Regions from separate parts of the Homo sapiens genome. Here region 2 is linked to region 1. Evidence: chromatin loops called from intact Hi-C (ENCODE). Cell type or tissue: heart left ventricle. All regions are shown on one strand. Each heading gives the region's core, and the rest is flanking DNA. Links, peaks and the distances in the headings are about the cores only.

The links. Peaks named below come from ENCODE experiments on the same cell type or tissue, not always from the same donor. Only the 100,000 strongest peaks of a DNase experiment are listed, where the experiment ranks them.
Region 2: a loop joins it to region 1, with 1.8 times the contacts of the local background. A loop is called at or near these places in 2 of 110 quality-filtered maps.

The regions. Positions count from the first base shown.
Region 1 is chr10:13,984,521-13,996,195 of GRCh38, forward strand. The region is part of intron 2 of FRMD4A (FERM domain containing 4A); the gene reads right to left. It overlaps FRMD4A-AS2 (FRMD4A antisense RNA 2), which reads left to right and starts at 7,060. Exons shown (of 3, transcript NR_199003.1): 1 at 7,060-7,472. In heart left ventricle, for the core only: no CTCF peak of the experiment used is centred there; DNase peaks (open chromatin) are centred at 6,089 and 6,573; H3K4me3 peaks cover 1,117 bases; H3K27ac peaks cover 3,021 bases.
Region 2 is chr10:13,810,613-13,822,287 of GRCh38, forward strand. FRMD4A (FERM domain containing 4A) reads right to left here. Exons shown (of 25, transcript NM_018027.5): 4 at 202-296. Among named protein-coding and RNA genes, the nearest start is that of FRMD4A-AS2, 180 kb to the right of the region's middle. In heart left ventricle, for the core only: no CTCF peak of the experiment used is centred there; a DNase peak (open chromatin) is centred at 6,239; H3K27ac peaks cover 415 bases.

The DNA of each region.
Region 1 (11,675 bases), core at 2,571-10,570:
AACAGTAACTTCCTATTCCTCCCCTCTCCATCTTCTGGTAACTCTGTTTTGCTTTCTGTCCCTGTCGGTTTGACAATTCTTCGTAGCTCGTATAAGAGGAAACATATTATTTGTTTTTTTGTGACTGGCTTATTTCACTCAGCATAAGGTGCTCAGGGTTCATCCGTGGTGTAGCATGTGTCAGAATTCGCTTCCTTTTTAAGGCTGAGTAATGTTCCATTGTATGGAGAGACCACATTCATCCATCAGCGGGCACTTGGGTTGTTTCCACTTTTTGGCTACTGTGACTCACGTTGCTGTGACTAAGAGTGTGTAAATATCTCCCCAAGTCCCTGCTTCCCATTCCTTTGGGGATTTACCCAGGAGTGAGACTGCTGGATCCCATGGCAATCCTGTGTGTAATTTGGGGGAAGCTCTGTGCTGTTAGATACTGATCTTTCCCACCTACTATTTCTGCCACAGGCAGCGCTTGCTCCACTCCTGAAGCAGGCAGGGACGCTGCCCACAGACATGCCTGCTGACATCTAGGAGTGGCTTAGCCTCATGAGCCCTGCTGGTGTGGGCTTCAGGTAACCCTGTGCTCCTTTGACTCCCAAGGTGGCTGGCTCACCCTGACCTTTCCTCCGTCTGCTTGGTTTGCCTTCGCATTCCGGGCTGGAGTGGGAGCTTAGCTCTGAAGTCCGGCTCACGTGTTTGGCCCCTAGGCCCCAGCCTCGCCCTCGGGTGTCCCTCCTCCTGCATACTTGGGGCTGGCTGATCTGCTCACTGGGACCCTGGAGCCTTGGTGGTAAGGTCAGCTGGTCTCTCTACTCAGGACCATGGGACAGGGAAGGAGGCTGGAATGGAGGACGCCTGCTGAGCACCTCCCACTGGCCTTGGGTGGTTTGAGGGGTTGGTGGCTACAGGCTGATTCTGGCTCTAGACTCATTTAAATCTCCTTGAATGTAGGTAGTCTTCAGGGAGTGGGTGTGAGTTCAGGTCAGGCCTAAGAGCCTGGAAAGCCAGGCATATGCTAAGGTTGGGATGCCGGAGAGAGAATAGGATCCTTTTAGATGTGAAGAAGGGCCCTGAGCTGGGAGCAGGGTTAGCAAAAGCCAGCCATGGAACCATGTCGCAGCCCTGGCAGGCACCAGTCTCCACGGGAAAGCAGAGAACAGGTCCAGGCTGAGGGCATAAGCCCACTGGGTTGGCCTGGGTTTGGGAAGAAACAACCACAGCCTAGGGCACAGGAGGGCCCCTGGCCCATCCTAAGCCTTTGACACAAGCTTTAGAGCAGGTTTACACTGCTCACTAGCGTACAGCCGCCCTCTAGAAGTCTGCCAGCCCTGGCGATGCTGATTTAGGAACTGAGCAGGCTGGCAGCTTTTCACACCTGCAGCTGGGAGGGATGAGAAGGTGCAATCTGGCAGGACAGCACCAACTGGCTCCAAACGAAGCCCCTCCCCAGCCCCACTGTCCCGACACTGCAGCCACCCGTGGCTTTGGTCATCTCTTTTGTCTAGAACTGAGAGTTTCTAGGGGCTGCTTGGATTCTGCACAATGACTGCAGGCTCCCTTCCACAGGCGTAGACATTACAGCCACGGCAGCAACCCTCTCCCACCTGGGTCCTCCCTTCCTGTGGTCCCAGGGTGTCAGCCCTGGCTGCCCATGGGGGTCCCCTGGGAAGTTTTAAGAAAGTATGTTTATTGCGGCACTATTCACAATAGCAAAGACTTGGAACCAACCCAAATGTCCAACAATGATAGACTGGATTAAGAAAATGTGGCACATATACACCATGGAATACTATGCAGCCATAAAAAATGATGAGTTCATGTCCTTTGTAGGGACATGGATGAAATTGGAAATCATCATTCTCAGTAAACTATCACAAGGACAAAAAACCAAACGCTAAATGTTCTCACTCATAGATGGGAATTGAACAATGAGAACACATGGACACAGGAAGGGGAACATCACACTCTGGGAACTGTTGTGGGGTGGGGGGAGGGGGGAGGGATAGCATTAGGAGATATACCTAATGCTAAATGACGAGTTAATGGGTGCAGCACACCAGCATGGCACATGTATACATATGTAACTAACCTGCACATTGTGCACATGTACCCTAAAACTTAAAGTATAACAATAATAATAAAAATAAATAAATAAATAAAATAAATATAAGGAAAAAAAAAAAAGAAAAGCTTTTCCCTGCACCCCGCTCCTAGAGATTCTGATTTTATTGGTCTGGGGGAGGGACTCAGTATTGTTATTTTTGAGAAGCATCTCAGGGTTTCTAGGGTACAGCCAAGGAGAAGAACCACTGCTGTAGACCCCTAGATCACCAGGTCTTGGTGGCTTGCAGATGAGTTCTTCAATTCACAATGGAACCTAAGGGTTTCGGTCAGTGGTTCTCATACCTGTATGAGAATCACCTGCAGGGCATGGAAAAACATGTCTGTAGGGCCTGGGAATTTGCATTTCAAACAGGTTACCAGGAGAGGCTGATGTTCTGGCTATGTGACTACACTTTGAGAGCCATAGATCTAGGCCCTCAGATCTCACAGATCTCATAGATCTAGGCTCGTAGCTCAACCTTAGTTCTTGGACTTAGGGTGATTGAGAGAAATAGAAGCAAGCTGTGTCCGTCACTGTACTTAATGTTTACAGCTTCATATTTTCACATGGCTTCGAAAGATCTGCCACTTTACCTCTGAACTATCGTGGGATAGAAACCCCAGCAGAGCAACTGGCCCATGGAAGGAGTTAATAAACGATCCTTCCCCCATATGCAGAATGGAAAATCGACTCTTAAGAAACTTCCACCCAACTTTTTCCCACCCCTCCCATGAAAAAGTTAAATCGTGAAAAGAAATATTTTGTTTAAAGTAACAGGATGTCTCCTTCCACCATGAGGGCCCACTTACAGACTTGAAAAGCCTGAATATTAGTAACATGCATTTATTTCTACATTAAAGTCATTTCTTAATGATGTGATATTTCAGTACTTGAGTTCGCCCAACGTCAGGAACCAAGCAGCCAAGCTGAGACCCTGATCACTCCCTCCTTTGTCTCTGGATGGGAGACTAGAATATTCAGAGGTTACAACCTGCGGCCAACAGAGCATTTTGACTCGTTATAGAAATGAGTGACTCATCCATGGGTCATTTACTCATCCGTCTCTCTTCCCCGACCACGAGGAAACTGCAGGGGACACACTTACTTTTCTTTAACTCGATGCACAAAGAACACAAATGTTGCTGATTCTGAGACCTGACTTCCTGTTATTAAAGAGGACATCGTACAATTTAACAGAACAAGATTTCTAAGCAAAGCAGAAGGTCTAATGATTTCAGAGTTTGCTTCCTACCTACAATTAACTAGGTCACAGCTGTAAAGGAAGAGAAAAAATAAATCACTCCAAACCAGGAGCACTCAATGTCATCGTGGCCAAAAAATAAACACTTCAGTTTTTCTTTTTTAAAAGAGGGGACTCTCAATTTAACAGAAACAAGCACATTTGATATACGCTAGAAAATAAAAAAAATCTGATCAGACAGTAGGCAAAAGCAGTGTCTCAGGCCCACTTATTTAATAGTTACACAAAACAGAGGAGTGAAAATAATGTACTTCATATCTAAAGGCTACAATATGCCTCGTATCCATGCAGAACACTTCTTTAGTATTATACACAACCGTAAAGACTCCCATTTGGTCATGTAGGAGTTACAGAGTTTTTAAGGCCCAGGACTGCTCAGGTCTGTAGGACTTCGCAATTTGGCAAATGTGAAATTCTCATAGTGGACTCTTCGACCTTGGTAGGATGTCACAGAGGAAGAGATCCTTTTAGAGTGGATTGTATTTTTAAGTATCCCCAGTGCCCAAGAAAGGAATGCTTTCAGACAGGGACATTTCAATGTGTTTAGTCCCTTCCTTTCTCTCTTATGATCACCTCCACCAGGAGGATTTTGTTTCTCTTTGAGTGGGTTGTACAGTCACTACTAATTTTGTCTAAGTGTTTGCATAAAATAGCTGTGGGAAAGATAATTAATGGATGGATGGATGGATAGACAGATATCTACATATATACATAGATAGATGAATGGATGGGTACATGGATGGATGAATTGGTGGATAGATACCGATGGATAGATACCGATAGATCGATAGATAGATAGGTCTCTATAGTTGAACAGATGGATGGATAGATAGATGGATGAACAGAGAGATCTCTATGTAGATTTCTATAGAGATCTATCTGCCTATCCATCCGTCTATCTATCTATCTACCTACCTACCTACCTACCTGAAACAAAGATGAAAAAGAAAAATAACCTATGAGCATGGACGTCAGAGAGGATACTTTAGATCCTCGACCTCAAAATGCCCTTTATAGGCTCCAGCCTCAGCAACTACACGGGAACTTGGAGGAATGCAGACTGCATCTGCATTTAGTAAAACCCCCAGATGATTCCATTATAAACTGACGCTTGAGAAGGTGTGCTTTAGGACAGTGATTTTCAGTAACTTTTTTTTTTTGTCAATTATGGAAATCTTTTCCCAAATGAAATATTTGGTGGGGACATAAGAAATATCTTAGAAGCAGAGCTCTGGTTGACCAGGGGTGAGGGGGGTCTCAGTCTTCCAGCCCCCTAGTGGCACCTCCCATCCCACACTGCGTCTTAGCGGTAGTGGCTCCTGCTTCTGAGTGGGTATCAGGGGTCCTGGTGTTTTTGATTATGTTGCACCCTAACACCTACCAGCCCAGAGGCTACCATGTTGATTCTTCTGAACAAAGAAGCCCTGGCATATTATGGATGCTCAGGTGATATTAGATGATCATTAGTAATTGATTTTTTTTTCTTTTTTTTGAGACGGCGCCTCGCTCTGTCGCCAGGCTGGAGTGTAGTGGCGCCATCTTGGCTCACTGCAACTTCCGCCTCCCGGGTTCAAGCGATTCTCCTGACTCAGCCTCCCACCACGCCCAACTAATTTTTGTATTTTTAGTAGAGATGGGGTTTCACCATGTTGGCCAAGAAGATCTCAATCTCTTGACCTCGTGATCCACCCACCTTGGCCTCCCAAAGTGCTGGGATTAGAGGCGTGAGCCAACGCGCCCAGCCAATAATTGATTTTAAATAAGAATACATGGACAGGTACAGCTCAGTTGTTCCAGAGATGGGCATCAGAGGGGAAATGGAAGCAGGGAGACAGCCTATTGATGATGAGAGGAAGACAAGACAGAGGGCAGAGAGATGGGAGTGGCCCTATAGTTAAGAGTTGCCAGATAAAATACAGGACACCCAGTTACATTTGAATTTCAGACAAACTCCATGGAACATGCTTAGATGAAAGAATGATTCATTGTTTATTGAAATTTGATGTAACTGGGCATCCTGTATTTTCATTTGCTGAATCTGGCAACCAGACCTAGAGTTCCTTTCTAAAGGGACACTTTTCTCAGCAGCTTGGATTCCAAGGGTCTCACTCTAGGTTAGACCCCCATTTAGATTCGCTCTGGAGAGTTTTCTGAAGTCAGACTACCTGGGTTCAAACCCTGGATCTGCCACTGCTGGCTGCGTAACCCTGGACAAATGACTTAATCTCTCTCTATTCTCTGTTTTCCTATTCTAGAAAGTGGGGTTAGGAATAAGAGCCAACCTCAAAGGGCTGCTCTGAGGATCAGAGGAGAAAACAGCTGCATAGATTAAGCACATAGAAAGAGCTCATTAAAGGTACTTTCTATTCTTGGCTGTGCTTCTGGGTCTCAGTAACTTCCCTCTCTGCCTGGATTTGCTCCTGGCCATTTTCTTGGAGAGTGAGACCCATCCAGAGGGGAATGTGGGACAAGGAGGGAGGAGGAAGTAAGGACTGAGAAGGCCCAGAGACGTGCCTTCCTCTTCTTTCCAGGGTCCTGGCCTGTCTTGTCTGTTGGGCGGGTATGCTTCCTTCCTGGCCTTCCTTGTGGAGCATGTCTGGGAGTGTGCTAGGAAATGAGGGAGGAAAATATGTAACTTGATATCTGCTCCTTGACCCTGGCTGACCTGGTTAACTCTCTCCAGGATGGAAGCAAAGCCTGCCCGGGAAACCTTCCATTGCAGGAACATCTCGGCCTGAAGCTGTCATCAGGGAGCAGGATCTGCTTCCCGGACTCTGAGCAGAACAATGGGAGCCCCAGCAGGCTGGCGAGGCTGACAAGCCCTAGGACGGTGACCTCTCCGATCTCCAGATCGGAAACTCAGAAACGTGTAAGTGCCAGAATCCGCATTTGGGAATCTGTTATTTCTCCCTCTGCGAGTCAACCTGATCACCCTGGAAGCCTCACTGTCTCTCAGCCCTTGTTCCCATTTTTCTTTCCATGAACACCGCAATCAGATACGAGATTCCAGTAATGATGGTTCTTGAAAATTAAACAAATCAAAAAGAAAGCCAGCCAAGGTATGGAGTGGGGGACCTCTAAGTTCCCCTGGAGGAGACACTGGGGCCAGGTTCCGAGGTGCATTCGGAGCCAGAATCCCTAATGGAATTGAACAATTATCCTGAAGCTGCTCTCTGAAAGCCGCGGTTTTCCTAAAACACTGTGCTTGGCGTGCCTGGGCTTCTTGGCACTGGCCCATGACCCACAGCAGCAAATCGTTCCCAGGAAGCTATTGTTATTTGTGTATCTGATAGCATTCAGCTGAGTACACTGACAGCAACATTTAGAAAGGAAAAGAAAAAAGAAGCGTAGAGTGAAAAGGACAAAAAGGAGGCTTCCAACATCCTGGTGGGAACAGAAAACCAGCAAAGCCTCTTTTCCAGCCCTTATCCTTGTGAGTTTGGACTCTGCAGAACTGTCATCCCCCAGGCATAGCTGCAGCTTGTATGAAGGTGGGCATCAGGCGCGGAGATTCAGGACAGTGTGCACCTGCTTTCCTCCAACGGGACCCCCTCTGTTCTTCCCAGGAATGCCTGTAAACTGCCACTGCCTCTAGGGGCTGCACCAAGTCCCTGTGTACTCCCAGGACACAATGGAGTGGAATGGAGTGGCTCTGTTCTGTCAGGGCCTAACATTCCAAATGAATTCATTCCCTTCTGGGAAAAAAGAACCACCTTGCTCAGAGCACAATGTTCCCATGTCTTGGCTTACCTTGAAGCATTTTTGATACACCTGTTGGGACAATGCGTTCTGCCAAGAGAAGGGAAGTAGCATACTTTGTTCTATTTTTTACTCTCAATGGGCTACGTTTCCATTGTGTTGGTTTCCCTTACAGAAAGTAACACACACAGAAGAGAAGGTTATAGGATTCCATGCTGCTTGGCAAAGGCACAAAATATGTGCACATATTTACATGGAATATGAGGGTAAACTAGAAAATTAAGGGTAATCTAAAATAGAAAAAAAGAAGAAAACAATAAGTTAAAAGTATGAAAAGACATCCAGAATGAGCAAGTTACTGAGGTTGTGCCTCAACTTTAGCTTGAGTTTCCTGGCAGCAAAGGTAAAAAGGTAAGTACATTGAATCACATACTTCTTATTATCTTCTAAAAGGAATTAACGGAGTGGAATATATAAAAAGCACTGAATAACATAAGGAACAAGATCTTCAATGGTCATTTTGAAAAAGCCTCAGAAGCGTGCTTATAGATGTTTCTTCTGCTGGCTTTCTCAGCAAGATGATACTAAGATACCATCCTAACCACCTCATCTCTGCCTATAGCCCAGGCTATGCCTAGACATGCCTGGAGCTATGCCAGTGGTTCAAGGGGTTTCTACAAACACTTGCTTCTACCTTTGCTTTAAATTGGTTTCTTCTCCTCTGATTTCTCTGGTCTCCACCTGTTTCTTGATTCTCCAGCTATATTTGACACATCTAACCGGATTCATGAGTCTTTAGCCTGTCTGTGGGTTGGCTTGCAGGCTCACTGACCCCAGCAAACTCCCATGCCTGGCCTTGGGTCCTGCCCACCCACCTCCATGTCCTGCCTAAGTCTCGGGTCACATGGCCAGCCCCAGTCCAGGCCAAGAATAGGTTGCTGCTCATTCAAAACAAAATGACACTAAACATCAGCCCTCAATAGAGAGGAATTAAATCTTAACTTTGTAAAATAATTTCAGCAGGGAGTTGAGAAAATACAGCATAACTATGTTGATATTTGATTATTTAATTTAATAAAGATCTAGTGTAGGCCAGGCATGGTGGCTCGCACCTGTAATCCCAGCACTTTGGGAGGCCAAGACACGCGGATCACCTGAGGTCAGGAGTTCAAGACCAGCTTGACCAAATGGTGAAACCCTGTCTCTACTAAAAATACAAAAATTAGCCAGGCATGGTGGCGCATGCCTGTAATCCCAGCTACTTGGGAGGCTGAGGCAGGAGGATCGCTTGACCCCCGGTGGCAGAGGTTGCAGTGTGCCAAGATTGTGCCATTGCACTCCAGCCTGGGCAATAGAGTGAGACTCTGTCTCAAAAAAAAAAAAAAAAAAAAAAAAAAGGATTTAGTGTAAAGAGATTAAAGTAATGACTAGCCAACATATCCATTGATCTGCTTCTCTTGCGTGTCCTATGTCCCTACAAAACTTTGGGCTAAGTGCTAGAAGGTAGTGAATTCAAAGTTGCCTTATCCGGCAAGAGACAGTGAGGACATCCTGAGTTTAAAACTGAAGAGTTGCATCTCTGCTGTGGATGTGACAAGTGTGAGCTGCTGTTTAGAAGGGACAATGGAGAAGCCTGACTTGCCTCCTCCCCCAGCAGGGACATCATTCTATTTGACATCGTGGTGAGATCCAGAGTTCCTCAGGGTTTAGCCAACGTTTCCATCAGAAAAGGAGCTGTGAATCCATTCAAGTTCTTGCTCAAGGACTTGGCTGGGACCCCAGAATTCCACTCCATCTAGCATGAAAGAGATGATTTAGAACTGAAAGGTTTTAGTCCAGCTGTTACCAGTCAGCCACCTTGATCATAAAAGAACCTCTGTTTGGCTCTTGTGCAATCTCTAGTTTTAAGTAGGACCACACACTGCTGGTCTGCAAATTTGAGTTAGCAAAATATACCTCTAGGTGGTAGGGTGATTGTTCTATTGGCTGAAATTGCTTGATTTGTTCTGTTTTAACACCATCAATGGAGAATATCTTCCCAAAACAAAAAAATGTTGCTGATGATATTAATAAGTTGTTCTATCAGGCAATAATTAGACCAGAGGTTCAGTTGCTTCTGAAGTTGTTGTCCTATTGCTAGGTAATAAAACCATGTTCTCAGCAAAGAGGATGTCATCTTCCTGTTTCCTCTAGCTGGAGGACGTGTATTCAATGTATTCAAATATATTTTAAAATTTGCATTTGACCTGTCAGAATAGGTTTTTTTTTTTTAAAAAAATATATATTCTGATTTAGCACTAGGATTATGCTGCAGCTGGAGGGCCTGAGGATCTATTTTAAGATTAGTTTTTTTTGTAGCAAGATGTTTCCTTTTTATGAAAATCAAGCCTGGGGCAGGGGAGAATATGTAGATATTTAGGGTGGGACAGTCCTTTTTTTTTTTTTTGAGATGGAGCCTTGCTTCGTTGCCCAGGCTGGAGTGCAGTGATGCGATCTTGGCTCACTGCAACCTTCACCTCCCGGGTTCAGCGATTCTGCTGTCTCAGCCTCCCGAGTAGCTGGGATGACAGGAGTGTGCCACCACGCCCAGCTAATTTTTTTTTTTTTTTTTTTTTTTTTGAGACAGTCTCATTCTGTCACCAGGCTGGAGTGCAGTGGTGTGATATTGGCTCACTGCAATCTCTTCCTCCCGGGTTCAAGCAATTCCCCTGCCTCAGCCTCCCGAGTAGCTGGGACTACAGGCGTGCCCCACCACACTCAGCTAATTTTTGTATTTTAGTAGAGATGGGGTTTCACCATGTTGGCCAGGATGGTCTCGATCTCCCGACCTCATGATCTGCCTGCCTCGGCCTCCCAAAGTACTGGGATTACAGGTGTAAGCCACCATGCCTGGCTAATGCCCAGCTAAGTTTTGTACTTTCGTAGAGACACGGTTTCACCATGTTGGTCAGGCTGGTCTCAAACTCCTGACTTCAGATCATCTGCCTGCCTCAGGACAGTGCTCTTTTACTTGTAGAAATTGAAAACTGGCATCTTAGGCAATGTTATTCTTTAAAGTTGGATTATAAAAATAGAGATATTTCATATCTCTCACTCTGTTCCTCTCTCACATACACACATACAGACATATGTATTTTTTCCTTAAATATAAGAACAACGCATACATACATTTTCTTTTGTAAAGTTAGAAGATCCAGGAACACCGGCCCTGGTTTTCCCGTGGCACAGCTGAGTAGTAGCTGGCCTCACCTGCTGGGGCAGGAGTTTTCCAGGTTGCAATGTGCCTCTTTCTGTATTTTCCTGCTACATTTCTTCCCTGCCTGGCTTTGACACATATTTGAGTTTATAATGCCTCTACGAGGTTGTATTTTCTCAGGTGACTAGAGTGAACAGGAGCGCAGCCACAGGAGTTAAGATAAAGGATTAGGTCTTATGTGTACCATCTGAGATAGAAACCAACTCTCAAACCTAGCCAGTTTCTGACCACTGGATCTCTTAAGGACAGAAGTTTTCTTGTACTGCATGGGCCCCACTCTAAGATACATGAGACATGTTTCTCTTATGCCACCTTAAGGCCATTGACAGAAGAAAAAAGGAAGTCACAGAGTCCCGAAGATATTTTTGTTTGCTCTTAGGTATGTTGGTTTAATACCATCAAGGAGAACACAGAACACCCAACCAGAGATTCTACTAGAAATAAAGGGCGAGTAAGATGATCTGGGCTGGGCGTGGTGGATCACACCTGTAATCCCAGCACTTTGGGAGGCCTAGGCAGGTGGATTGCTTGAGGCCAAGAGTTTTGAGACCAGCCTGGCCAACATAATGAAACCCTGTCTCTACTAAAAATACAAAAATTAACTAGGTGTGGTGGTGCATGCCTGTAATCCCAGCTGCTTGGGAGGCTGAGGCACAAGAATCACTAGAACGTGGGAGGTGGGGGTTGCAGTGAGCTGAGATTGTGCCACTGCACTCCAGCCTGGGCAACAGAGCAAGACTCTGTCTCAGACAAACACAAGATGATCTGCAGATGGACGCTATGGCTGAACCAAAAGCCATAGGATCTAGGTATTGCCCCGAGAGTAATGTCAAATGGCACGGCATGTGGCCTTGGGAGCTGAGGTTCTGCTCGTTGACAATTGGTCTTCAGGAAGCCAAGTTGACCAGTAGGCTGACATAAGCACACCATTCTACGTTGTTGATTTCAAATCGACAAGTGCCCGTATGCATTTCCAGACTGCTTTTTTTTTTTTTTTCTTAATGAGCTCCTCTCCCTAAATGCTCTGCTACCTGACAACCCAGAGCTGGGGCTCAGCAGGGGAGGAAGCGCCCTCTCCTCGTCCTCCCTTTAAGGATGGCATCTTAGCCTCTCCATGCTGCTATAACAAATCCCATAAACTGGGGAGCTTACAAACAACAGAAGTTTATTGCTCATAGTTCTGGAAGCTGGAAAGTCTAATATTAAGGCAGATTCGGTGCCTGGGGAGCACTCACTTTCTGGCTTACAAGCAAAACTTTCTTCCTGTGTCCTCACATGGTGGAAGGGACTACTGAGCTTTTGAGGGCCTCTTTTATAAGGGCACTAACTGTCTCCCAAAGGCCCCATCTCTTAATGCC
Region 2 (11,675 bases), core at 1,598-9,597, 170 kb before region 1:
GTATCACCCTAATTATATCCTTTGGCTGTACCAGGCATGACCACAAGGCCTTTGAAATTCAGATGATGAACTTGGACTGACCCCAGACCATGGGACCCAAGTGGTCTGCAGCTGATTTCGCTGCTAACAGCTGGAGTGGAGCAGTTTCGGGTTCTGCACTGACTCTCCCTTCGGGCTGTGAGGGCTCAAGGCAGTACTTACGTTTCATCTGTGAATGCTATTCCAAAGTACTCCTTTTCCTTCAGATTGAAGTGAGAAGCCACAAGGTCAAGAAGCTCCTTGGCCAACAGCTTGGGCTGCAAGAAGAATACAATGGAAGAAGGGTAAGTGATGAGAGACTGCTTTTCCTAAAATATGCAATCTCAGGTTTCCATAATTTTTTCAATGAAATGTCACAAAGCTCAAGTATTTTGAAGCAAATGATTTTTATAAACCCAAACAAATAGACAATGACACTGATGAGCACACAGCCAAGTCAAGGGTCATCAACAGATAGAGACCTTCTGTTTTGTTTCCTAGAAGGGTTTTTTTTTTTTTAATTGAGATGGAGTCTCGCTCTGTCATCCAGGCTGGAGTGCAGTGGCATGATCTTCGCTCACTGCAACCTCTGCCTCCCGGGTTCAAGCGATTCTCATGCCTCAGCCTCTGGGATTATAGGCATATGCCACCACGCATGGCTTTTTTTTTTTTTTTTGGTTTTAGGAAAGATGGGGTTTCACCATGTTGGCCAGGCTGGTCTCTAACTCCTGGCTTCAAGTGATCCACCTGCCTCAGCCTCCCAAAGTGCTGTGATTACAGACGTGCGCCATCACACCTGGCTAATTTTTGTATTTTTAGTAATCCCAGCTACTTGGGAGGCTGAGGAAGGAGAATCGCTTGAAACTGCAAGGCAGAGGTTGCAGTGAGCCAAGATCACGCCACTGCACTCCAGCCTGGGTGACAGAGTGAGACTCTGCCTCAAAAAAAAAAAAAAAGATATCTGCCAGTCTAAAGAAGCACACCAGAGCGTTAGGCATAAAGTCATGGTAGATGTTTGTATTGTTAACATGTTATTCACCTTGGTCTGTTACTACTGAAGTGACCACAGAACACCAGGCACTGAAGTGGGGGAGGGAGGAAAGGCTGTCTGATGCGGAAACAGGGCCGGAAGAGAAGAGTTATTTCTAAACTAGCTTCCAGGTCATGCATTTGAAAATACATTGCCTCTATGAAAATTACTCCATTCCAAGCACACTCACCAGATATTAGGAAAGTTATTTCATTATCTGTTGGTTTTTTTTTTTTTTTTTGAGATGGAGTCTCGCTCTGTCACCAGGCTGGTGTGCAGTAGTGCGATCTTGGCTCATTGCAACCTCTGCCTCCTGGGTTCAAGTGATTCTCTTGCCTCAGCCTCCCGAGTAGCTGGGACTACAGGTGCGTGCCACCATGCCCAACGAATTTTTGTATTTTTAGTAGAGACAGGGTTTCACCATGTTGTCCAGGATGGTCTCGATCTCTTGACCTCGTGATCTGCCTGCCTCGGCCTCCCAGTGTTGGGATTACAGGCATGAGCCACTGCACCTGGCCGACAGTTGGTTTCTTATTTCACTTTTTGGGTACTGCCATGGACTGAATTATATCTCCCCAAAATGCATGCGTTAAAGCTCTGACATCCAGTGGTATTTGGAAATGGGACCTTTGGGAGACAATTAGGTTTAAATGAGTTTATGAGGGTGGGGCCCCCAAGATGGGATTCGTGTCCTTATAAGAAGAGACACCAGAGAGCCTGCTTCCTCTCTCTGCCATGTGGGGCCAAAATGCAAAGGTGGCCCTCACCAGGAGCTAACCATGCTGGCACCCTGATATTGAAATGACTGTTTAATACAACAGACATTTATTTATTGAATGCCTACTATGTACAGGGCACTGCCCACATGCTGTAGGAGACAGAAAAATAAGCAAGGTGCAGCACAGGCCCATAGGGACCTTAGACTTTTAACAGGGACACGGAGTAAGAGCTAGCGCTGAGTTTAAAAAGCCAAAGAAGATGCTCCACCCTTTTCTGTCTCACTCCTGGGCTCCTGGGTGGCAGCCTCAGGGCCTAGATGACCATCAATTCACTGATGAAAACCACTTAAACTGAAAGAATGGGTTTGAAGCTTCCTCCCCAGCAGACAGGAATGGACAGGAGAACCCAACGTGATAAATCAATACCACCTCATAGTCTATACTTCCATTCATACTGAATTTTGAAAAAGTGAAAAAGCAATCTCTATAACCAACAGGGAATTCAAGGTGATACGTCAGACCCTCCCTCACTCCTGGTGGAACGTCTACTCTGCGAGAATGCAGTGGAGTAAACGTGGCACATCTCAGAAGGTCGCTGATGAATTACGAAGTAGAATGCAAGATGGGTGCTCTTGAAGCTTCCGGTAAATGCTGTGTTTGCCATGGGCTGTGGCCAGCACTAGCTCCACCCCCAGGAAGTATTCGGCTGCCCAATAACAAAGGCTTTGCTGGATCACTTGTGACTATGAGGTAGTGTGGCTGCTTTTTAAATTGCAAGGTAGTGGCCGGGCGCCATGGCTCACGCCTGTAATCCCAACACTTTGGGAGGCCGAGGTGGGCAGATTGCGTGAGGTCAGGAGTTTGAGACCAGCCTGGCCAACATGGCAAAACCTTGTCTCTACTAAAAATAAAACAATTAGCCAGGCGTGGTGGCGTGTGCTTGTAATTCCAGCTACTCGGGAGGCTGAGGCAGAGCTCTTGAACCTGGGAGGTGGAGGTTGCAGTGAGTAGAGATCACGTCACTGCACTCCAGCCTTGGCAACAGAGCGAGACTGTCTCAAAATAAAAATAAATAAGTTGCAATATACATATGCTCCTCGAATTATGATGGGGCTACATCGTGGTAAGCTCATTGGAAGTTGAAAATATTGTAAATCGAAAATACATTTAATACACCTTACCCACCAAACATCACAGCTTAGCCTAGCCTACCTTAAAGGTGCTCTAAACACTGCCACTGGCCTACAGTTGGGCAAAATCATCTAATGTCAAGCCTGTTTTATCATAGAGTGTTGAATGGCTCATGTACTTTATTGAATTCAGTACACTGTAGACTATCAGTTGTTTACTCTTGTGACTGTATGGCTGAGCAGCGCTGCCAGAGCGTATTGTACCGCGTACTGCTAGCCTGGGAAAAGATCAACATTCAAAATTGGAAGTACAGTTTCTACTAAAAGTACATTGCTTTTGCACCAGTGTAAAGTAGAAAAATCATAAGTCAGACCATCATAGGTTAGGGACAGTCTGTGATATAATTTACCTGTCCAAATGATTGCTACCGCTTTCAAAGTAGTCACTGTATTTCTCTGATGCTTGCTATTTCTTGAAACATTTTTGATAATCTTTTGGGTTTGCCCTTGAGGCTTGTGTCAGATTTGTCAACGCGTTTTCACTGGTGATAAATCTTCCTGTGCTCGAGAATGGATTTGATTTTTTTTTTCAAATGCCAAAAGTCACTTAAAGTCAAGTCTAGTGAACAGAGATAGAGGAGGAGGAATGGGTGATTATGCCTGGTCAACCCAGTTTCATAAAATGAAGTGTGACTACAAAGTAATTATTGTGGGTTCTTGGGGATTATGGTGAGAGGTCTGGTCCAAACTTGAAAACAATAAAAATAAGATTTTGTTCTTTTTGAGATTTTAACTTTAAGGCTGGGCACAGTGGCTCTTGCCTATAATCCCAGCACTTTGGGAGGCTGAGGCAGGAGGATCCTTTAAGCCCAGAGGCGATATAGCAAGACCCCATCTCTACAAAAAAAAATTTAAAAATTAGCCAGGCATGATGGCATGCACTTGGGACTAGTCCTAGCTATTCAGGAAGCTCAGACCGGAGGATTGCTTGAGTCCAGGAAATTGAGGCTGCAGTGAGCTATGATCATGCCACTGCACTCCAGCCTGGGCGATAGAGTGAGACCCTGTTTCAAAAAAAAAAAAAAAAAAAAAAAAAAAGAAAGAAAGGGAAAGAGAGAGAGAAAAAAAAGAAAGAAAGAAAGAGAGACAGAAACAGAGAGCAAGAGAAAGAAAGAGAGAGAGAAAAAAAAGAGAGCTAAACTTTAAAGCCTACATCTCAACAGATTTGATCAGAGATACATAAGTTTGCCCAGAAAGAGAAAGAATGATTCCCAGTGCTGGCATAGTTTATCTAGAACATATGTTCATCACTCCATAGAATGATTGGGCCTGAATGGAAGGGGGTAAGTGGAGGCAGGGTGGGAGGTGCAGTTGGGGAAGGGAGATGAACCCAGGAAGCAAACGTGATCTTAGCCAATAGGTGTTGAATATTTGGGTCCCTTACCGGGTGGTAAGGCCTTTTATGTGGCAGAAATGGAGGCTTGGGGTTACTTTAGCTGATCATGTTACATTGAACTCTCCTAATTCCATGCCTCCCAAGGAACACCTACATCCTGGATATGTCCCTCATATATGAACTCATTATCATCCAGAATAGAGATTATCATTCTTTTGCCAAAGAAGATTCTGAGACTGAGAGATACCAGGCAGGCTGTCCTGGGTCTCACAGCCAAGCTGGGATTCAAAACAAGGTTGAGATACACAGCATGGAATATTATTTCGCCCTAAAAAGGAATGAAATCCTGACGTGGATGGAACCTGAAGACATTATGCTAAGTGAAAGAAGCCAGACACAAAAAGACAAATATTGTATGATTGCACTTAGATGAGGTAATTAAACAGGCAAATTCATAGAGACAACAGAATAGAGGTTGTCACGGGCTGAGGTGGTGGCAGATGGGGGGTTATTGCTTAATGGTTACAGCATTTCTGTACTGGATGATGAAAAAGTGTTGGAAATATTAGTGATTGTTACATGACATTGTGTATGCATTTGATGCCACTGAATTGCACATACGAAAATGGTTAAAATGGTGTTTGATGTTACATGTATTTTGACACAATTAAAAAAAAAGGAAAAAGGGGGAAAGGAGGTCTGATAGTTTCAAAGCCCACATGTGTAATCCCTCTGCCACTCTACCTCTGTTGACCCTGCTTCCAGGGTGAGAGCCTAAGGATCGTGCCTCAAGGGCCCTGGCTGAGTGAGGGCTACATGACTCACTTGAAACCAGTGCACTGACATTATGGATTTATACATCAGTACTTTCAACCTGGTTAATGTGAGTCTTCCCCTGAGAATGAAAAATCAGGTTTCTGAGCCTGCAGAATAAAGAGATGGCTTAACACACTGAAGAATTCACCAGAGTAATGGATACCACCATGGAAGCCTTCTGGAGACTGAGTTTTTGCCTTACCATGGTGATATGTCTCTCTGATTTAGCCTGTCACACTACAATAAGAAAACAAGTTTTCTTGGTGACTCATAAACTGAAGTCAAGGAAAAGGCTCTGAGCAGTAGCTGCCTGGCTGGAACAAACTTCATCTTTTCAAATAAACTTTTTCAACAATTGTACCTATCTGGATTTATATCTTTTGTTAAAAAATTTAAAAGGTCAGTCCCATTACTTTACACAACAGTTATTATAGACCATATGTATCAATTTCCAGGAAGAAAAGCCTACATTTATTACTTGCAATTTACAAATGGAGAAGTAAAGGCCGTGAAGAGGGAGAAAATAGATCCCAGAAGATGTTGAGGTTACAACTCCTGACTCTTAGCTGCTTTTAAAGCCACACACATTTTTTCTGCTGTCATGGTGACTGGCAACAGCCCAGAAGGTGGCTGCTCTGTCAATGAGAGTGAGAGTTGATGGATGGGCATGTAGTGAGAGTGAGAAATACACATCATTGTTTCACTGTTTAAGTCACAGAGACATTGGGGGTTGTTTGTCATTGCAGCATAACCTAGCCTATCCTGATTGATTCAGGCACTGAGTCTTTTATTTTCTGTACAGTTGATTTAAAACAATTTGTGGCATCAGCTCCTTGATTTCCTGATCTTGCAAATGAAGACAATATCCCCCGCTGATGTGACAGTGATTAATATACTACATTGTTCTGAAAGTTTCTTAAACTCCTTCAGAGAAAGTTGCTGGGCAAGCAGAAAGCAATCTGCTCTTATGTGCTTTGAAGGGATGTTTACAGAATCCCGCTGAGTATAATTTGCCAATTACTGGTGCTGTAAACATTTGTGGAGCTTTGCAGGGATCGGACTGGGAGCAAGGCCAGAAAGGCAGCTAGTAGCCCAATCGCATTCTATTGGACAATCTGGGCAGGAGCCCAGAGGCCACGTGAGCAAGGCAGCCTGTGCTCCCTGGGTTTGTCAGAATTAGCCTCTTGTGGGCCATCAGCCGTCCTGGCCCTAAGAGGTCATTACATCTAAGACTGGCTTTCTCTTAGCCCATAATTAGCTTTGTTCAATCAAATAGTTTCTCTCTTTTCTTTTTGTATCTCAAAATCTTTTTCCATTGTCCCTCTTAGCTTTTATTTCTCCTGATACCTGACAAATAAAACCTCCTTGCAAACATCCCTCCTTAACATATACTTCTCAGTGGCACCACTCACAGAGCTAATAGGACAGTCTTTCCAACACCAACTGGGCTTAGAAACCTGGGCTTCAGCCATGTGCTTTAGCAAGGAAAGGAAAGCACTGGTTCTAAATACTTAGGGAAGAAAGGAGAGGAGCTCTCAGTCAGTGCTTTGTGGCTCCAGGACCCAGATCTGAGTTCTTGAGAACACTGGATGATTCCAGTGGGAACTGTTCACGTTCCCAGCATATTACAGGGTTCCAGATCAGGTCCTGACTACTTCCTGGCCTGCTTCTTCCAGGCAGGACACGACTAACTAGAATGATCAAAACAGCACTTAACGTGTTGCAGGGCTGTAAAGCGCTCTAGGCACACTGATATGGTTTGGCTGTGTCCCCATCCAAATCTCACCTTGAATTGTAATAATCCCCAGGTGTCAAGGGCGAGGCCAGGTGGAGATAACTGAATCATGGGTGTGGTTCCCCCATCTATTCTGATGGTAATGAATAAGTCTCACAAGATCTGACGGTTTTATAAACGGGAGTTCCCCTGCACAAGCTCTCTTGCCTGCCGCCATGTAAGATGTGCCTTTGCTTCTCCTTTGCCTTCCGCCGTGATTGTGAGGCCATGTGGAACTGTGAGTTCACTAAACCTCTTTCCTTTATAAATTACCCAGTCTCAGGTATGTCTTTATTAGCAGCATGAGAACAGACTAATACACACACCCACATGACAACATCCTTTCAGGTGACTTCCATGAGCCCTTCAGGTAAATTCTGGGGAAAGGAATTCAAGGATGAGGTAGCACCCAGGCACCTCACCAATTCCTCACAGAATACTATATTCCACAGTATACTATACTACATACAGTATCAAGCTCTAAATGCTAGCCTGGTATTTACCATCACTTATATATTATGCCACCAACTTAAACTTGACATGTGTCTATCCAGATAGATGATCTTAGACAAATTACGCAAGCTCTCTGGGCCTCAGTTTTCTCATCTGTACAATGATGGACTACTGTACCATAAAAAGAATTCCTATACTAAGACATTATTTATGTTATTATTATTATTGTTTTTAGATACAGGGACTTATTCTGTTGCCCAGGCTGGAGTGCAGTGGTGCCATAATATCTCACTGCAGCCTCCAATCCTGGGATCAGTGATCCTCCAGCTTCAGTCTCCTGAGTAGGGGGGGACTACAGGTATGTACCACCATGGCTGGCTAATTAAAAAAAAATTTTTTTTTGTAAAGATGGATTCTTTCTATGTTGCCCAGGCTGGTCTTGAACTCCTGGCCTCAAGTGACCCTTTTTCTTTGGCTTCCCAAAGTGCTGGGATGACAAGTGTGACCCAATGCACCCAGCCTTTATTCCTTATGTTATTATTAAATTTAGCTTCTTCCTTTCCTACAAACGATCCTGCCTTCCTAAGAGTGTTATTCACCCATTCGAAAAAACTTGAACACCATCTGCATCCTTCATGATCTCTTGAATCTAGTCAGTTAATATATCCTGTCTTTCTTATATAATTTCAGGTAAGTTACTAAACCTCTCTGTGCCTCAGTTTCCTCTCAGCTATTAAATGAGGATAATGACTATACCCAGGTCACAAGGCTGTTTTGAGAATTAAATAAATTAGTCTGATCTATATGAAGTACTTAGAATATGCCTGGCATGGAACGTTACTTGTATTCATTATTTCAGATCCTAATCATAAATTATTTAAAAAATTCCATGTATGGCCAGGCACGGTGGCTCACGCCTATAATCCCAGGACTTTGGGAAGCCGAGGTGGGCAGATCACCTGAGGCCAGGAGTTTGAGACTAGCCTGGCCAACACGGTGAAACCCTGTCTCTACTAAAAATACAAAAAAATTAGCTGGGCGTGGTGGCTCATGCCTGTAATCCCAGCTACTCGAGAGGCTGAGGCACGAGAATCGCTTGAACCTAGGAGATGGAGGTTGCAGTGAGCCGAGATCGCACCACTACCCTCCAGCCTGGGTGACAGAGTGAGACTCTGTCTCAAACAAAACAAAACAAAACAAAACAAAATCCCCACTCCATATAGTATCAAGTTCTAAATGCTAGCCTGGTATTTAAGACCACCCTATGAACCCAGCCCCAGTTTACCTATCCAACCTCACTTTTGCCCAGTTCCCTACAAAAATATCCATTTCTGTTCAATCTATTTGATTGAACTAAAGAAAACACTGATCTCATTTTTATTTCCAAATCTTTGTACATTCCATTCTCCCCCTCCCCCTTCCCATTTAAATTTTATCCTGCTCAAAGCCCACTTCCTCCATGAAGCCCTCCCTGACCATCCTGCCTACAAATGCTCTCTCCCTCCTCTGGATTTCTACAGCACTCAACACAGGCAGCTTAGTCACACTTGGCACATGTGCTCTTGTGTTGTGGTAAACTTTGTGTGACATGATTTGTTACACTCTATAGCAGGTTGAATGGTGGTCCCCAAAAACATATGTACCCATCCCAGTCACTGGAACCTGTGAGTATTACCTTTCATCACAAAAGACGTGATCCTTGGGAGGAGGAACTAATCCTGGTGGGCTCTAAGTGCCATTATATTGTCTCCTTTTTTTTTTTTTTTTTTCTGAGATGGGGTCTGGAGTGCGGGCTGGAGTACAGTGGCACGATCTCAGGCTGGAGTGCAGTGGCATGATCTCAGCTCACTGCAACCTCCACCTCCCAGGTTCAAGCAATTCTCATGCCTCAGCCACCCAAGTAGCTGGGATTATAGGCATGTGCCACCACACCCAGCTAATTTTTTTGTGTTTTTAGTAGAGATGACGTTTCAACATGTTGGCCAGGCTGGTCTCGAACTCCTGAGCGCAAGGGATCCACCTGCCTTGGCCTCCCAAGGTCCTGGGATATATTGCCTCCTTATAAGAGAGATACAGAGGGTTTTTTAAAAACAGACATACAGGAGAGAAGACAGAGGCAGAGACCTGAGTGATGAGTGATGAAGACACAGGCGAGGAACCCCAGTCACTAGAAGCTGGAAGAGGTGGGGAAGCGATTGTCCCCTCCAGCTGCCTCCAGAAATTTGGGAGAGTGAGTTTCTGTTATTTTCCAGCCATCAGGTTTGTGGTTATTTGTTATGGCAGACACAGGAAACTCATACACCCTCAGATGGAAACCCCGAAGACCTCGTTTCCGTGTAATTGAAGGGAACTCAGCACTGGTTGGTTGTGACATGAGTGATCTCAGTGCGAAGCCTGCATTGACATTGGTGTTCTCTCTCCACTGTCCCTGTGGCACTCTGGGCTGGGAAGGCAGGCGGGCCTTGGTCTCAGCCGACCTTGGGTCACTCCATGGTGAAGCAGGCCCCTTAAGCTTCTTCTTGTTAACCTATTCCCTTGGGGCATCTCACAGATTCTAAGTCAAAAGAGTTGCCACTTCTGAGTTAATTGTATCTCAAAAAAAAAAAAAAAATTCAAACAGCAAACAAGCAGTAACCATCAGGTGACTCCCATCTGTGCTTTGGGAGGAACCACGGTCTCCTCTGAAGAGTGACACTCTCAGCTCCTGCTCTTCGCCAAGGGTGTTTTTTGACAATCCCTTTGTCACTGCAGAGCCCCCAGTGACTGCTAAGCTGCCAGGGTTTGGACACGCATGGCCGGATGGCACAGCCACAGCCGCCGCTCTGTGCCCAGCACTGCCTGCCCATCCACTCTGCCCGGGACCCCGGGACCTGCTGGATGGGTGGCTCCCTGCCCTTTAGGAGTGGGTGCAGCTGTGGGATGGCAGACAGGGGCTGTCTGGGAGTGACTGTGAAACGTGGCCCGTCTGCCCCCATCTCTCTGGACAGGAGGGGCCGGGGTTAGCTTTTCGGAAAACCCAGAGGGAAAGAGCAGGGGAAGGAGCGCAGCTTTGAATAAATGAGCCTGAGCAAGCTGCCGGGTCTGAAGCCTGGGCTGTCACTGTGTGTCCCTCTCCATCCCCATGGGGGCTCTGAGCCCAGCAATGGCTCAGCGGCTGCTCATTATTCCCGGGGAGGGGAAGCTGCTGCGGGGGGTGCATGAGGTGACTCTGTGCAGCTCTGTCCACTGTGTGGCCAGCAGGTCTGGGCGGCGACTCCCCTCCTTGTCGCCCTGCTGCTTAGCTGGGAAGGCTGGTTTCCTTCCTGCCTCTCCAGCACAGCCCTGGGTTCTGTGGCAGGGGACACAGGGAGGCTACTTCCTGTAGGCAGACGGGTGTGAAGAACAATGGAGTTGCACTGTCTTGGCTCTCAGGCACCCAGAACAGGTAGGAGAGACCCCGAAGCCAAGATCAGAGACCCGCCTGCCAGAGGTGGCATCTCTTTACCCAGAGGTCCCTGCCCAGCCTGAACCGGGATCCATTCGTGCACATGAGACAAATCCTTTACCTCTAGTCTAGGAGTGACAGTGGCATCACATCGCTGCAGCAGAACAGCAAAGCTGCCAACAACACTGCCCACCTGTCCCCGCCTGCAGCTGCTACTTCACATGAATTCATGCAGCCAGCCCTAGAAACCAGAAACACCTGAAGTAGACACCAGGATTGCCCCCATGTGATAGAGGGAACTGAGATACAGCCAGAGAAGCAACTCGCCAAATTCACACAGCGAATCAGTGGGAGAACTGAACCGCGGCACACAGGTGGGCATGGGTCACCCAGGATTATAGGAAGAGCCAGAGAGACCATCTGCCCAGCCCACTTCATGACGGCAGCAGAAAGGAAAGCCTAGAGGAGGCCAGAAACCTGTCCAGGACGAGGGTGGGCACCTTGGTTACCAGCATAGGTGAGGTGGCCCCGAAGTGCCCGCCACACCTCCATCCTTTGCCCCCGCTAATGTTACACTTAGGGGACAGAGCAGGTCTCGAAGATCCGAAGCAGGAAGGAAAGAAACAAAGTACATCAAGGAAAGGGGTAAAAGTGGTCACTGACAGAAATGGAAACGATATATATATATATACATACACACACACATATGTACACACATAGATCTATATGTATGTATCTATTTGTGATGTACAACATGATGTTTTCATGTATATGCACATGTGGGCTGACCCATCAAGCTAATAAACATATCCATCACCTATCATACTTACGATTTTTGTAGCGAGAACATTTCCAAACTACTCTCAGCAATTTTCAAGCATTGAAGACATCGTTATTAGCTACAATAACCACGAT